2 separate regions of the Homo sapiens genome follow, and region 1 is linked to region 2. Evidence: chromatin contacts called from ENCODE Hi-C data. All regions are on one chromosome and are shown on one strand. Each heading gives the region's core, a stretch centred on a gene start or an enhancer-like site at or near the end of the contact. The rest is flanking DNA. Distances are from core to core; before and after follow the strand shown. Region 1 holds the start of MAD1L1 (mitotic arrest deficient 1 like 1). Region 2 holds the start of SDK1 (sidekick cell adhesion molecule 1).

Region 1 (6,916 bases), core at 925-3,424, 1.1 Mb after region 2:
TTTCTTGTGCCATTTTCATAATGGTCATTAGCTCCTTTTAAGCTAGAAACGTAGCCTGAGCTCCTGAAGAGTTCCTGGGAGATTTGAGCTGATTTTGGAGATGGAGCAGGACAAGTGGGGAGTCTCTCTCTCTCTTTCTCTCTCTCTCTTTTTAACCAAAAAGAGATGACAAAACTAAGTTCAGGGGCCATGGAAAATGAAAAAGTCCGCTATATTGTGATTTGGGAAGAGAAAGTTATCAAGAGAAAGAGGTGAGGATGGAAGGATGGAGAAAAACAGACTGTGGGAAGGATCAGAAGGAATCCGCCGAGGCAGGGATGGGTGTGCCCATGTGTGCCTTGACGGGACTTCATCTTATAGACTGTTAAACTGTCACACACAAACAGGCTTTCCACCCCTGCTCTGAGAGCACCACGCACAGATTTCCAGTTCTTAGTGTGGCTGTTTAAAGTAGAAAATCTGGGGGCTGGGTGAGGCCACTCATGCCTGTAAACCCAGGGCTTTAGAAGGCTGAGGCTGGGGGATTGCTTGAAGTCAGGAGTTCAAGACCAACCTGGGCAACATAGCAACACCCCCCATGTCTACAAAAATGAAAAACCAAAAAGCAAACCAAAAGAAAAATCTGAAATTTCCATCTGGGGATTAACTTCTGTCTTTCTGGTGAACAATATAGCAATTCACGCATTCTTCAAGCAGCAAAAGTTCCCGGAACAATTAGGGAAGACGTATGGTCTGAATTTATCCAGGCAGTGGGTCTGCTTTGGTTTTTGCTGGAAATTTATATCAGTGTCTGGGCTCCCAAGAACATAAATGTAATTGCCAAAGCAAGCAGTGATGTGGTGTGTTTATTTTCTTTTACTCATCTAGGAACTTGACGCAGCTTTATATTTAATAAAATAATAGAGATTGCATTATTTTAAGGTACTTTCATGCTTTGAAGTTTTGTTTTTTTTAAACTGGCTTCCTCAAAGCCATTTCCTGGAGGTGTACTCATCCCTCAAGAAGAGTTTGTTGACTATGATTAAATTCCAAGGACCAGTGGGGGAAGTCTGGAAACCCAGGAATCTCCATCAGGAATCTGGGGCTCTGTCCAGCTCCCCGAAGGAAACTGCGGGTCAGATGTTTTGATTTTTTTTTTTCTTTGAGAAACAGAATCTCACTCTGTCACCCAGGCTGGAGTGCAGTGAAGTGATCTTGGCTCACTGTAAGCTCCACTTCCCGGGTTCACGCCATTCGGCCTCAGCCTCCCGAGTAGCTGGGACTACAGGCGCCCATCACCACGCCCGGCTATTTTTTTTTTTTTTTTTTGTATTTTCAGTAGAGACGGGGTTTCACCGTGTTAGCCAGGATGGTCTCGATCTCCTGACCTCGTGATCCGCCTGCCTCGGCCTCCCAAAGTGCTGGGATTACAGGCGTGAGCCACCGCGCCCGGCCGCCAGATGTTTTGACTTTTCATTTTATTTCTGGTTGCAGTCAGGTTGTTAAGTCCAGGGACTCTTGCCCTACTCCACCTCGTTCTCTTATTCCATTTCATTCCCGGGGCACACAACTTGGAAGTCTTTCTCTGAAAGAAGGAAAATTCATTGCAGACCCTTAGGAACAGCATCTTCTTAGAGGGAAGCCAGGGGCTGGGCAGAGACGGGAGGAGGAGAGGAAGAGAATATGGAAACGAGTAAGGCACACTCTTCTCAGGAAGGCTCCAATTTGAAGGATAGACAAAGGTTACCATAATAATGGTGGGGCCTGACCTCACCCCATTGGATGCTGTGCCCTGGCTTGCAGAGCACTGGGAAGGTAGCCTAGTAGCATAAATTGCATTTCTAGTGGGCCCAGAAAAAAGCAAAATAACGGATTGATTCAAGCTGATACTGAGTAGCAAAATTTTGGGAAGAGTCAACGGTGCAAGTTTGTCCGAGGAGGCTGCCGTGGGCGCGGCTATTCCACACATTACGGCGCGAGGCGAAAGCCTTAGTGGAAGCGCGTCCTGCGCAAAGCCGGGGGGCCCCCGACTGCGCCTTGGCTCAGCCTTCGGTTCCGAGTCCTTTCCGTGCGGAGTCTCCCAGGGGTGGCGGCTCCGGGTGCGGACGCGGAGTCCCCAGGATCAGCCGGTGCGCAGACTCGGTTCTTTACGGCCCGATTGCCACGCAGGTCTCGCGAGAGCGCAGGCGCAAGTGTCGCGATAAATGGGCGCCGGCGGAGCGGAGGGAGATCCGAGCGGCGGCGGCAAGCTGGCTGCGAGCGGCTGAGGTAAGCGGCCCGGCTCGCGCGGGCGGCGGGGTCCCGGGGTCCCGGGGGTCCCGGGAATGGCAAGGGAGGGGCCGAGGGCCCGGACCGGGTGTGCTCGCCAGGGTGGGGCACAACGACCCAGACCCCGTGCCTCAGGACCCCGCGCCCGCCCCGTCTCCCATGGGCGCGCTCTCCTCTCTGTGCTCTCCCCTCCTCTCCCCACTCCCCTGTCCCCACTCCCCCTTTGGGCTGTGCTGGGGACAGCGGGCCCCTCGCCTGGGTCTCCGCAGCCGTCCCTTGTGCCAGGGCGGGCGGCCGAGGGGCGCGTGCTCGTGGTCCCAGCCCCGGGGTCCCGCTGCCTACCGTGTGGGTCCCCGGGCTAGGGTGCCGGCGCGCCGAGGAAGGGGCCTGAGCTGGCGCCTGGTGGAGAAGTCGGGGCTGCAGGGGCTCTTGGCATCCTGGTGGCTCGCGCCGGTCCGCTCTCAGGAAGGGGGCGTGTGGGCCCGGTTTCCCCTCGGGGATGGCAAGGGCCACCCTGATCTCGTTTGGGCAATGGAGGAATTGGGCTGTGGAGCCTCCTTCCAGGCGGGCCTGCCTCTGCGGGGCTGGCAGCCTGGGGAGCTCAGGCCTCTGCTTGCACCAGGCCAAGGTTCTTGTTAAATGGAAACTCAGAAACTGTGCAGCTGCAGAAGTTCTACCTTTGGCTTTTAAACGCGCTTGGCTGTTCCCTAGTTGTGGCTGGTGGGCCGGCCTGCCATGAGCCCATAGTAAGCGCCGGTGTTGGGGGTGCAAAGTTCTTTACTGCGGTTTGTCTTCAGCCTTCCAAAGCCAGACAGACCCAAGTTCCAATCTCCGTTCTGTAACTTTTTGAAGCTTCGGTTTCATCATCTCTAGAATCTGTGTAAAAAGACCTAATTCACCACCCTGTTGAGACTGAGCTTACAAATATAGTGCTGGTCAACCTGCAGCCGTATTCCCATCATCTAGCGGTGGAAGACTTGAGGGATATTGGCCCCGTTCCCCACAACTTTGCAAGTAGATTTCACTGTCATGAGTTTACAGATGAGGAAACTGAAGTTCAAGAAGTCTCGGTGCTCGGAAATGTCAGATACCTTTCTTTCTGATACCTAGTTGAAAATAGTAGTAGTACTTATTAATGTCACTAGAAATAAACAATGAAAATGAGCACAGCTGTGATGATCATCATCTTTACTGTCACTGTTGCATGCCTCGTTTCTGATTCCCAGAGGCCAGATTTTTTTTTTAATTAATTATTATTATTTTTTGAAACGGAGTCTTGCTCTGGCACCCAGGCTGGAATGCAGTGGCGCGATCTCAGTTCACTGCAACCTCCATCTCCTGGGTTCAAGAAAATCTCCTGTCCCAGCCTCCGGAGTAGCTGGGATTACAGGTGCACGCCACCACATCTGGCTTTAGTAGAGATGGGGTTTCACCATGTTGGCCAGGCTGGTCTCGAACTCCTGACCTGTGGTGATCTGCCCATCTTGGCCTCACAAAGTGCTGGGATTACAGGCATGAGCAACAGTGCCTGGCTTATGTTTATTTATTTATTTATTCATTCATTTATTTATTTTGAGACACTGTCTCACCCCGTTACCCAGGCTGGAGTGCAGTGGTGCGGTCTCAGGTCACTGCAACCTCTGCCTCCCAGTTTCAAGCGATTCTTGTGCCACAGCCTCCTGAGTAGCTGGGATTACAGGCGCACACCACCACACCCGGCTAGTTTTTGTATTTTATTAGAGGTGGGGTTTTGCCATGTTGGCCATTCTGGTCTTGAACTCCGGACCTGCCTCCGCCTCCCGAAGTGCTGGGATTAGAGGCGTGAACCACCCTGCCTGGGCAAGAGGCCAGACTTTGCTGTGAGTGCTCCTGGTAGGTAGTTTCAGGCATCAACTGACTGGATTCAGGAATTCCTAGAAACCTGGGAAAGCATCATTTTTGGTTTTGGGTGTGCCTGTTGAGGGTGTTTCCAGAGGAGATGAGCTTGGGAGTCTGAGTGGACCAGGTGCTGAAGATCCATCCTCAGAGTCAGGGGCAGTATCTAAGAGCCTGGGGGCCTGGAGAGGACAAAAACAGAGAAAAGGCGAATGTGTCCATCTGCCTGCAGGAGCTGGGATACACTCTTCCTCTCCTCTCCTCAACAGCAGCACTCCAAGCTCGCCGGCCTTTGGTCTCCAGGACTTGTCCCAGCAGCCCCTCGAACTGAGAATTACACCATCGGACCCCTGGCTCTGAGGCCTTCAGACTTGGACTGTGTCACACTGCCAGGCTTCCAGGGCTCCAACTTGCAGACGGCCTGTTGTGGGACAGTCTCTGTAATCGCGTGAGTCAGTTTCCCCAATAAAGCCCTTCTCTTGTGTCTGTCTCTGTGTCCTGTTGGCTCTGTGTCTCTGGAGAACCCTCTTACAGTGCAGTTGGGGGACGTGCCACCTGAGTGCTGAGCCCCGCCTCCCGGGCGCCAGCTGTCCATCTGTCCATGTGCAACTGAGACTCAATTGGTGGCTTGCTGGTGGGGATTTGGTGGCATGCTTCCTTGCTTCCATTTTTTGTCTGGTAAATTGGCAGCATGGCTCCCAGTTGCCATTGAAGAATGTGGTTACAGGCATGGGTGTATTATGAGCTCCAATGTGCGTTAGGGGAGTGGGGCTGTCCAGAGGCTCTGCTGACTGCACGGCTGATGGCACGTGGAAAGGCTGCCCCTGACCAGTCCTTTGTCTGTCCCCGGAAGGAAAGCAACCATGGAAGACCTGGGGGAAAACACCATGGTTTTATCCACCCTGAGATCTTTGAACAACTTCATCTCTCAGCGTGTGGAGGGAGGCTCTGGACTGGATATTTCTACCTCGGCCCCAGGTTCTCTGCAGATGCAGTACCAGCAGAGCATGCAGGTGAGTGGCATGTGCCTGGGTGGGAGTCTGCTCTGGGGAGACCCTGGGCCCGGGCAGGACCTCTTCCAGTCTTCTGTAGTTGAGGTGGGTCGGTATTAGCAGAGCCTAGAGACAGCTATTCGTCTCCCAGGTCTCACTATGGGCACTCCTCATTTTGGGGTCGTAGCTGGAGGCTAGTTGGGGCCCTGAGCCATCCTGGCTTAAAGGCCTGCCTTGTTAGCGCCCTGAGTGGGCCTGGCGCTCAGCATTGCGTTCACACAAGTGCACTCACAGACCCTGGTGACAGGATCGGAAAGCCAGTTCATTCATCTAATTGAGGACAGAACCCAAACTGCCTGGGGGAGTGAGCACCAGGACTGTCGGGAAGGCTGTGTTGGAAACACAGTGCTGAGAGTGCCTGGGCAGCCCAGAGACAAAGCCACAGCAGTGAGCAGAAGGACTGGGTGTTTTGTGGTCTCAGACTGTGGAGGGCCATTTACAGATTTTGGGGTGATTTTTACAGTTTTCTTCTATAAAATAGTTGTATTTTGTTTCATTACAAGTTCTTGGGGTTTCTCACTGTAGACACAACTGCAGAGGATTCAGGCCTCCTGAAGGACTTCAGGCTCCAAAGAGTGATGAGCCCAGTCCCAGTTGGGGCTGCGATAATGGGGCCCCCAAGTTGTAGGGAGTGGTGGGGAGTGGAGTGCTGGCTAGTAGTGTCTCCAGCCTTGCCTGGGCCCTGTGGCTGCGCAGGCTCCTCTAGGCTCCTCTGCCTGGACCCTCTTTCCCAGTCCCTGCTGCGGTCCCCAGAGCCGTTCTGTAGTTCTGTCCGCATTAGAGGAGGCTCTGGCTTCCTGCGCTCTCAGAGCCCAGATGAGGCCCTGCTGCATTTGGTTAAACTGTGTGTGCGTGTGCATTTGTTTTGTTGCATAATTGAATTAATGTGTGTTTATTAGAATGCTAGCTTGTGGCCAGATGTGGTGGCTCAGGCCTGTAATCCCAGCACTTTGGGAGGCTGAGGTGGGCGGATCATGAGGTCAGGAGATCAAGATCATCCTGGCTAACACGGTGAAACCCTGTCTCTACTAAAAATACAAAAAATTAGCTGGGCGTGGCACCTGTAGTCCCAGCTACTCGGGAGGCTGGAGCAGGAGAATGGTGTGAACCCGGGAGTCAGAGCTTGCAGTGAGCTGAGATTGCGCCACCGCACTCCAGCCTGGGTGACAGAGTGAGACCCTGTCTCAAAAAAAAAAAAAGAATGCTAGTTGCTAGCTTGCTCACTGCCCTTTCTTGATGAGGACTGTTTTTTATTCTGAGATTAGGTCATATATATATATATGTGTGTGTGTATATATATAATATTTATGTAAATGTTCTTTTGTGAAATTATGAAGGTAATAGATGGTAGTTGTTTTTTATCACTGACAAAATGAGAAGTGGCCAACTCTGAGCTGGTTGCAGTGGCTCATGCCTATAACCCCAGCACTTTGGGAGGCTGAGGTGGCTGGATCACTTGAGGTCAGGAATTTGAGACCAGCCTGACCAACATGGTAAGACCTCATCTCTACTAAAAATACAAAAATTAGGCGGGTGTGGGCACCTGTAATCCCACCTACTCGGGAGGCTGAGGCAGGAGAATCGCTTGAACCTGGGAGGCGGAGGTTGCAGTGAGCCATCGCGCCACTGCACTCCAGCCCGGGTGACAGAGTTGGCAACTCTGGTCTGAAATGCTGTGATTTTAGTGTTGCGAATGTCTGGGACCTCTTGGCCTGTCTGTCAAAGCTGTGGGATTCTAGAGT
Region 2 (6,951 bases), core at 2,166-4,665:
AAGAGTAGGTACTCTACAGCTTCATCAAATTCCCCAGGTGATTCTAACACATACCAAAGCTGGAGAACCATAGGTCCAAGTGGAGACAATTTCAAATGAGAAACTGAGGACTATGAACAAACAGCCCCATGGACAAGAACATTCCTATCCTTTCTAGGCCTGAGGAATGCAAGCTGAATCTAGGAGGTCTACTGAACACTGCCAGAATCAGTAAGCCTGTAAAGAGTCCAGCAGTAAAGCTAAAGGCACCACGGACTTCACACATAAGACTGCTTATACATCTTTAGCCTCAGAAGTCATCCTTCCAAACCACTCACAGCTGGCTCCTTGGTGGATGGCATAAAGAAAGCATGTGTTGCCACCTGCCTTCCAGAATTAAAGACTTGGCTTTTTAGGAATCCGGGAAAGTCACAAGCAATTAAACACACAGCAATAAGCAGAGCATACAACTCAGAAATTCTCATCACCGCATAGAAAGAAGAAACTCCAGGGCATATTAAAGTTACATTTGGAAGACCTGAACCTGGCGGTTCCCATCATGATCAGTTACATAGAGGGTCTGTAACCTAGGTTATAAAAATGTAACTTTTACTGATCAATGTCGCACGTTTTTTCTCAAAATACACGACCTAGCCTACTTACATGAGGTGCAGAGAAATTAGTCATAGCTTCACCTAGCTACAATGTAATAATATGGTACTTAGGAGGCGCTCCAACGTAGTGGTAACTATTCCATTTAGAATGTTACATCTGATAAGATTCAAGAGAATGCACTCCTGCACATATGACCAACTCATCATCCCATCAGAAATCTCTTATAACAGCACCAGAATTTTCATTTTCAAGATACATGAGCTTTTGTCAAATGGTGACATCTCCTCTGTAATATGAATTTTCAATACGATATAAAAAAAGATGGATATATTACACATTTCACAGAGCAAAGAGAACAGAAACCCGTCAATGAACTTAAAATTTGTGACAACCTATCTGAAATTTTACACTAAAAGATCTGTACACTTTCATAAGCCATATAAATGTAAAACAGGTACCAATGTTTTTACTGCCAAAAAGGAATAAAATATTCCTAACAAAGTTCGGTTGTTGCCTTAATATATTTTTAAAATGTATTTTCATTAACATTTCAGTTGTTAAAATGCAATGCTTTACACAACCTTCAAAGTGCAACTGATAAAAACTTGAAATCTATGTAATATACTTCAAAACAAAGCCACTGGCAGATTTTTTCCCCACCATTTCAGTCTGTGCACCAATCTTCAAATGTATGAACGTACAGGTCTTAGTGCAAAATGCAAGTCACTGTTTAAAAAAAGAAAACTTAATAAACACATTATTTTAAAGGTCATCCTAAGTGATTTAGATTTCTTCACTTGAACCTGGTTGCTCTAACAATCTACAGATCCCACTGTACAAAATGACTTAATAAATGCTTTTCTTCCAGAGTAAGTCATTAAGCAAAAAGCACAAATAAGTGAAATGAAAATTTTCCAAGTAATGGAGGAGTTAAATTAACCAGAAATATGGCAATTTGTTTTCATGTAGTAAAACATAAGAGGGAGCATTTATGAAAGCTGGAGGGGGGTGGAGGGGCACAATTTAGATAACGTTACATAAGCATCAATAAAAAAAAGTATGAGTTCGTTGTTAAGCTATTGGATGATAGTTTTGAGCTCAGACCTTTAAAATGTTACAACATTTAAGTCATGTTACTACACATAAATCATCTTCACAGGACACAGAACACAGCTAATTTAAGTTTAATGCTCTCATCTTCGCCAATCTCAGAATATCGAGTTCCTTACCATGATTGTTCGTTAGCTGTATCTTGGAATACAACTAAGTTAATTTTCCTAAAACTACCATCAGCAAAACCAGTTCACTAATGTGTTTTAAAGACGTTACCAAAGGACGTATTAAAATAGTTATTTCTGGGTTGAGGGGGGTGTTTTGGTTTAAAGACCAGCAAACTTCAAAAGAAAACGATGCTAGCTGGCAGGGGTACGTTACGGGTTTTGTCGGGGGCGGGGAGGGGGTGGAGGGAAGCCCAGATTTGGGAAGGAAAGCTCGTTTCACAAGAGATCCCATCTCTCGTTTCAAAAGGTCATTTCCATTCAGCAGATCCTCTTTCCCTATTTCAGAGCTCACCACTGTATTCTAAACAGAAGCCAATAGAGGGAGAAAAACAAAGCCAAGTGCAAAAGCTGTGGGCACTGAAAGTTTTGCTCCACCGGCCGCGCAGCACCCACTTGGGGTCGGGCTTTGGGACTTGGGGGAGTCAGGAGCAGGCGGGGGCTGGGGAGAGGACGAGGCCCTGGGGAGGGGCTGGAAAAGGCTTTTCACAGCGACTGGCACTTGATATTTCCAAGTCTTCTGGATGTCACTCACCGGAAACCAGACCCTGCGGTGCGAAGACTCAGGTACAGACCAGCCCCTTTTTCATCCATGCAATGGGAAGGGGACTCGGGCATCCTTTTAAGGAGCTGAGAAATGGGTCCTCAACTTAAAAATTTTTGTTTGTGCTACTGCGGTATAAAAAAAATAAAACGCAAAGTAGCAGACGGGGTGCAGGCTCTACGGGGCTCCGTTTCCCTCTCCTCCGAGTCTGGCGTGGAGGAGCCCCTGGGCTCCCTAGAGCCCCCAGCAAGGCGCATCCCGACCCGGGCCGGGAAGCGGGGGGACCCCGGACACACTCTCGCTGCTCAAGTTCGCGCCTCCGCGCCCCGAGGCGACGCCCCCGGCCCGCGACCCCGCGCGCACCTACCTTGCGCCAGCGCCCGGAGCAAGTGCAGCTGCAGCGCCAGCAGCGCCCACCAGCCGCGGCGGCCCGGCCCCAACTTTGCCGCCCGCCGCCCGCCGCACCGCCCCGCGCCCGCCGTGTCCCCGCCGGAGGTCTCGGGCGCCGCCCGGGGTCGCGAGGGCTCCGGGCCGGGGCGCGGCGCCAGCGAGGGGCGGGCGCGGCCGGGCGGGGATCCCCGCGGCCGCCCGGGGCCCGCGCGCTCAGGGGGCTCCGCGCCGCCGCCGCCGCCACCGGCCGCCGAGGGCCGGGCGCCCCGGGCCATGCCGAGCAGCCGCCACCCCGAGCGCCGCGCCGGACGGACGGGCGGGCAGGACAGGCGGGACGGCTCCGAGCGGGCGCGGCCACTCCGCGGGAGGCGCGGCGCCCCCCGGCCCGAGGTGAGCGGCCGCCCAGCGCTGAGGGGCGGCGTCCTGGGTCCCCGCGTGAGGGGCGCGGCGCGGGCCGGGGACGAGCCGGGCGAGAAGAAGTTGTCAACGGGGGAAATTCGCGTCCGGCGCTCACGCAGTCCCGAGCCCGCCGCGCTAGCTCCGAGGGGTCCGCCGGGCGCGGAGGAGCCGCCGCCGCCGCCGCCCCCGCCCGGCGCTGAGAAGAAAGTGCGCCCGCCCGCACGTCGCGGTCGCGCTCGCCCTCAGCTGCCGCGGCCGCCGCTCCCCATTCACAGCCCGGCCGCACGCGCCGCCCGCGCCCGCCGCCCGCCGCCCGCCGTTGATTGGCCGAGGGAGGCGGCGCCCGCTCCCAGGGCCCGCCCCCCAGGCCCTCGCTTGTTTTCAAAGTCGCGGCGCCCGCCCGCCTGCAATTTTGTGCCGGCCGCGGCGCCTGGCTCGGGCGGCTTCCCGCGCCGGCTGCGCCCCCTAGGGACCCGTAGTGGGGACTGCAGGCGGCGTCGATTCGGCACGCGCTCCCGTGGCGGGCTCGCGGGCGGGGGTGGTGCATCCTCGCCCGGCCCCGCAGCGGTGCGGGCGCCCGAGTGGGAAGGGCTCAGGTGCAGCAGGACGCGCAGATCGTGCGGCAGCCCAGGGCCGAGGGCGGAATAGGGCGCGCCCCGAGAGGCGCCCGGCTACCACCAGCTAGCTCAGTGCTTGGGGGTGACGCGCCAAGTTACCGTAATTGCAAACACGCGCAATCGGGTTTTTAATTTCTAGCAACCAAAGGCACCACTGGGTGCAAACTCGCCTCCTGTTCAGAGGAGTGGATATGGCATTGTAGAAGCGTCCAAGGTCACTTTTGGCCGGCGCTGGAGGAGGGCGGGGTAGGGAGGGACACATTGCAGGTTTCCCACCGTGGAGTGGGCGAGTCTTGGGGCAGGGTCGGCCAGTGGGAGGGTCTCCCAGGGCGGGACCCGGGAGCCTGTGGGGCTGGGGGTGGGGACGGGCGCCGACGCTCAGCATGTGGTAAGCATTAGCAGAGTTTATGGGGTGAACTAAGCGCACTGGAGGCTGAAAGGCCAGCATTTTTGTGGGAGGAGAGCTGGAGGTGACACGCACTGCCTCTGGAGTTGGCCCGGGAGGAGCCTGGGGACGTGTGATGATGGTCGCATGAGATCATGTAAGAGATGAACGCAGAGGGGCTGGGTGTGAGCCCAGCACGGGGCTGACTCCCCAGGAATCACCTGATGCAGTAGGTTTATTGTCCCAGCCAAGAAAGACCCCGGGCGAGTGGAGAGCAGGTCACAGGGCTGGGGTCTGGGATAGGAGCCAGCTCCTGCTCACAGAGCGCCTATGGTATTTGTCAAATAACTGATTGGTGGCTCAATATTAGCCTCTGTACACGTCCCCTAAGACTTAACAATGACCACGTGAACAAAACAGGGAAACTGAGGTCCAAGTACAGCCGCCGAACAGGAGGTGGTTTCAGAAAGAGGCCTCCCATCTGCCCCCTTTCCACACCATGCTAGGAGGGGCAAAAAAGTTAAAGGAGCCACGGAGTGCCCTGTTCTGAGGATATAGTGAGGGCGCATAGATGGGACGAGCCGGAAGAGGACAGCTCCCCAAGGACATGGGGATGAGACTGGAGGCAGAGAGGCATGTCTGTTTTTATCTTCTGTTGGTAGCAAGGCTGGGTTTCTTCAAACTTGCAAGATTATAATGAGAACCTGCTGGGCGGGGGGAAGCAATACCTCCTGTGCAGTGAGCACTCACTGTAGGCCAGCCCAGGGCAGCAGCAGCAGCAGCTTCACTACCTGCTGTGTGAGAGGTGCTGGCCCTGGTACAGATGGAGAAACTGAGGCATAAAGAAGTGGGCCGGGCGCGGTAGCTCACACCTGTAATCCCAGCACTTTGGGAGGCCGAGGCGGGCGGATCACTTGAGGTCAGTTCAAGACCAGCCTGGCCAACATGGTGAAACCTCGTCTGCAGTTAAAAAAAAAAAAAAGAAAAGAAAAAAGAAAGAAGAAAATGAAGAAGAAAGACAGAAGAAGAAGATGATTAGCCAGGCGTAGTGGCGTGCGCTTGTAGTCCAAGCTACTCGGGAGGCTGAGGCAGGAGAATTGCTTGAACCTGGGAGGTGGAGGTTGCAGTGAGCCGATACCTTGCTACTGCACTCCAGCCTGGGCGACTGAGTGAGACTCTGTCTCAATAAATAAATAAATAAATAAATAAATAAATAAATAAATAAATAAATAAAGGAAGTGAAGTGTTTTGCCCAAGGTCGGGAGCTCACCTCCCTTCCTCTTCACCCCAACCACCTCTGCTTTGCTGGGAGATAGAGGCTGGTGATCCAAGAGTGGAGTCATGGGGCTTTGAGGTCTCACTCAGCTCCGCCCTTTGTAGTTGTGAAATTTGGGCAAATCGCTGACTCCAAGTTCCTGTAAAAAGTTAGGAATAATTCCCATCTCCAGGGTAGTAGACAGAGTGAGATAATTCACACTCAGTAAATGCTGGTTTTCCTTTCCCTCTACTAACGTGGCAATCCTTGTCCCAAACTACCCTTGCTCTCCCCGCCATTTGAGTTTGCTGCACATTTAACCTTTTCCTCTCCAGTATCGATCTATATCCACCACTTTCACGTAGAAACCTGTGCCCATATACCGCTCCAGTCCACATAGGCACGAACATAACTCAAGCAACTTCTTGACTTTAGGACACGTCAAAATTACCCAGAGCCTCTTTTGCCATGACTTATTTTGCAGGTAGCAGAAAGCTTTGTGGAAACTTGCTTGGAAATTGGAAAGCCAAGTTAGTATACACCAGGTTATAAGAGATCAGTGACCAGGCCAAGTGCAGTGGCTCACGCCTTTAATCCCAGCACTTTGGGAGGCCAAGGTGGGTGGATCACTTGAGGTCAGGAGTATGAGACCAGCCTGGCCAACATGATGAAACCCCATCTATAGTTAAAAAATAAATAAATAAATAAATAAATAATTAATTAGCTGGGCGTGGTGACGGGCGCCTGTAATCCCAGCTACTAAGGAGGCTGAGGCAGGAGAATCGCTTGAATCCAGGAGGTAGAGGTTGCAGTGAGCCGAGATCGTGCCACTGCACTCCAGCCTGGGTGACCCAGTGAGTCTCTGTCTCAAAAAAAAAAAAAAAAAAAAAAAAAAAAAAGACAGATCAGTGACCTCACTGTTACTACAGAAGGTCTGGAAACCTCTCCAAGAAATTTTTTTTTCTTCCTATCCCAATATCAGCCTTGAGAAATAAGGTTCTACTCTAATCTCCATTCTACAGTTGGAGAAGCCAAGCCTAGAAAGTTTAATACATGCGAAGCAACCGTGCTAAAGCCAGAACAAGCATCCAGCTCTCCTGAGTCCTGTTCTGAGACTTGTTTTTCCTCGCCCCGACCATGTTGCTTTTCACAGGACCTATTAGGTTACCATTTTGGGGCCTGTGTTTAGACTACAGCTATTCTTTCTCAAACAATAATACAGAGAAACCCCTTTATAATGCTGGGGAGGGGAGACAGCCAGGAGGGGGCTGGAATATTTCTGCCCTTAAGGCCAGTGAATCTCTCAACTTCATTTTGCCCAGCCCTACAAGAGGGCCTCAAGAAGTGAGCATTTTATACCTGCATACTTGCCATTAAAAATTGTAACCATATACGCTAAAGGCCATGAGGTGGAGGGATGTTACTCCATGAAAACTGATTATTATTATTTCCCCTTCTTCTTCTTCTCCTCCTCCTCCTTCTTCCTCTTC

Evidence for each region. Hi-C counts contacts between places; a loop is a spot of excess contacts on that map. Pooled maps may share reads with other maps.
Region 1: a loop to region 2 is called in a map of CD4-positive, alpha-beta T cell, with 10 times the contacts of the local background. The contact joins the promoter of MAD1L1 here to the promoter of SDK1 in region 2. A Hi-C loop is called at or near these places in 2 of 168 maps with a recorded cell type or tissue (CD4-positive, alpha-beta T cell and CD8-positive, alpha-beta T cell) and 4 of 50 pooled maps.

What each region holds. Positions count from the first base shown.
Region 1 is chr7:2,228,203-2,235,118 of GRCh38, reverse strand. MAD1L1 (mitotic arrest deficient 1 like 1) reads left to right here and starts at 2,174. Exons shown (of 19, transcript NM_001013836.2): 1 at 2,174-2,247; 2 at 4,392-4,570; 3 at 4,976-5,135. The coding sequence starts at 4,986. MRM2 (mitochondrial rRNA methyltransferase 2) reads left to right here. Exons shown (of 3, transcript NM_013393.3): 3 at 1-924. RefSeq lists enhancers at 789-1,321, 2,056-2,185, 1,971-2,265 and silencers at 1,900-2,278, 2,256-2,675.
Region 2 is chr7:3,297,716-3,304,666 of GRCh38, reverse strand. SDK1 (sidekick cell adhesion molecule 1) reads right to left here and starts at 3,415. Exons shown (of 45, transcript NM_152744.4): 1 at 2,783-3,415. The coding sequence starts at 3,080. It overlaps SDK1-AS1 (SDK1 antisense RNA 1), which reads left to right. Exons shown (of 3, transcript XR_001744897.3): 1 at 1-2,438. RefSeq lists enhancers at 2,614-3,114, 3,824-4,335, 4,336-4,848 and a silencer at 3,389-3,938.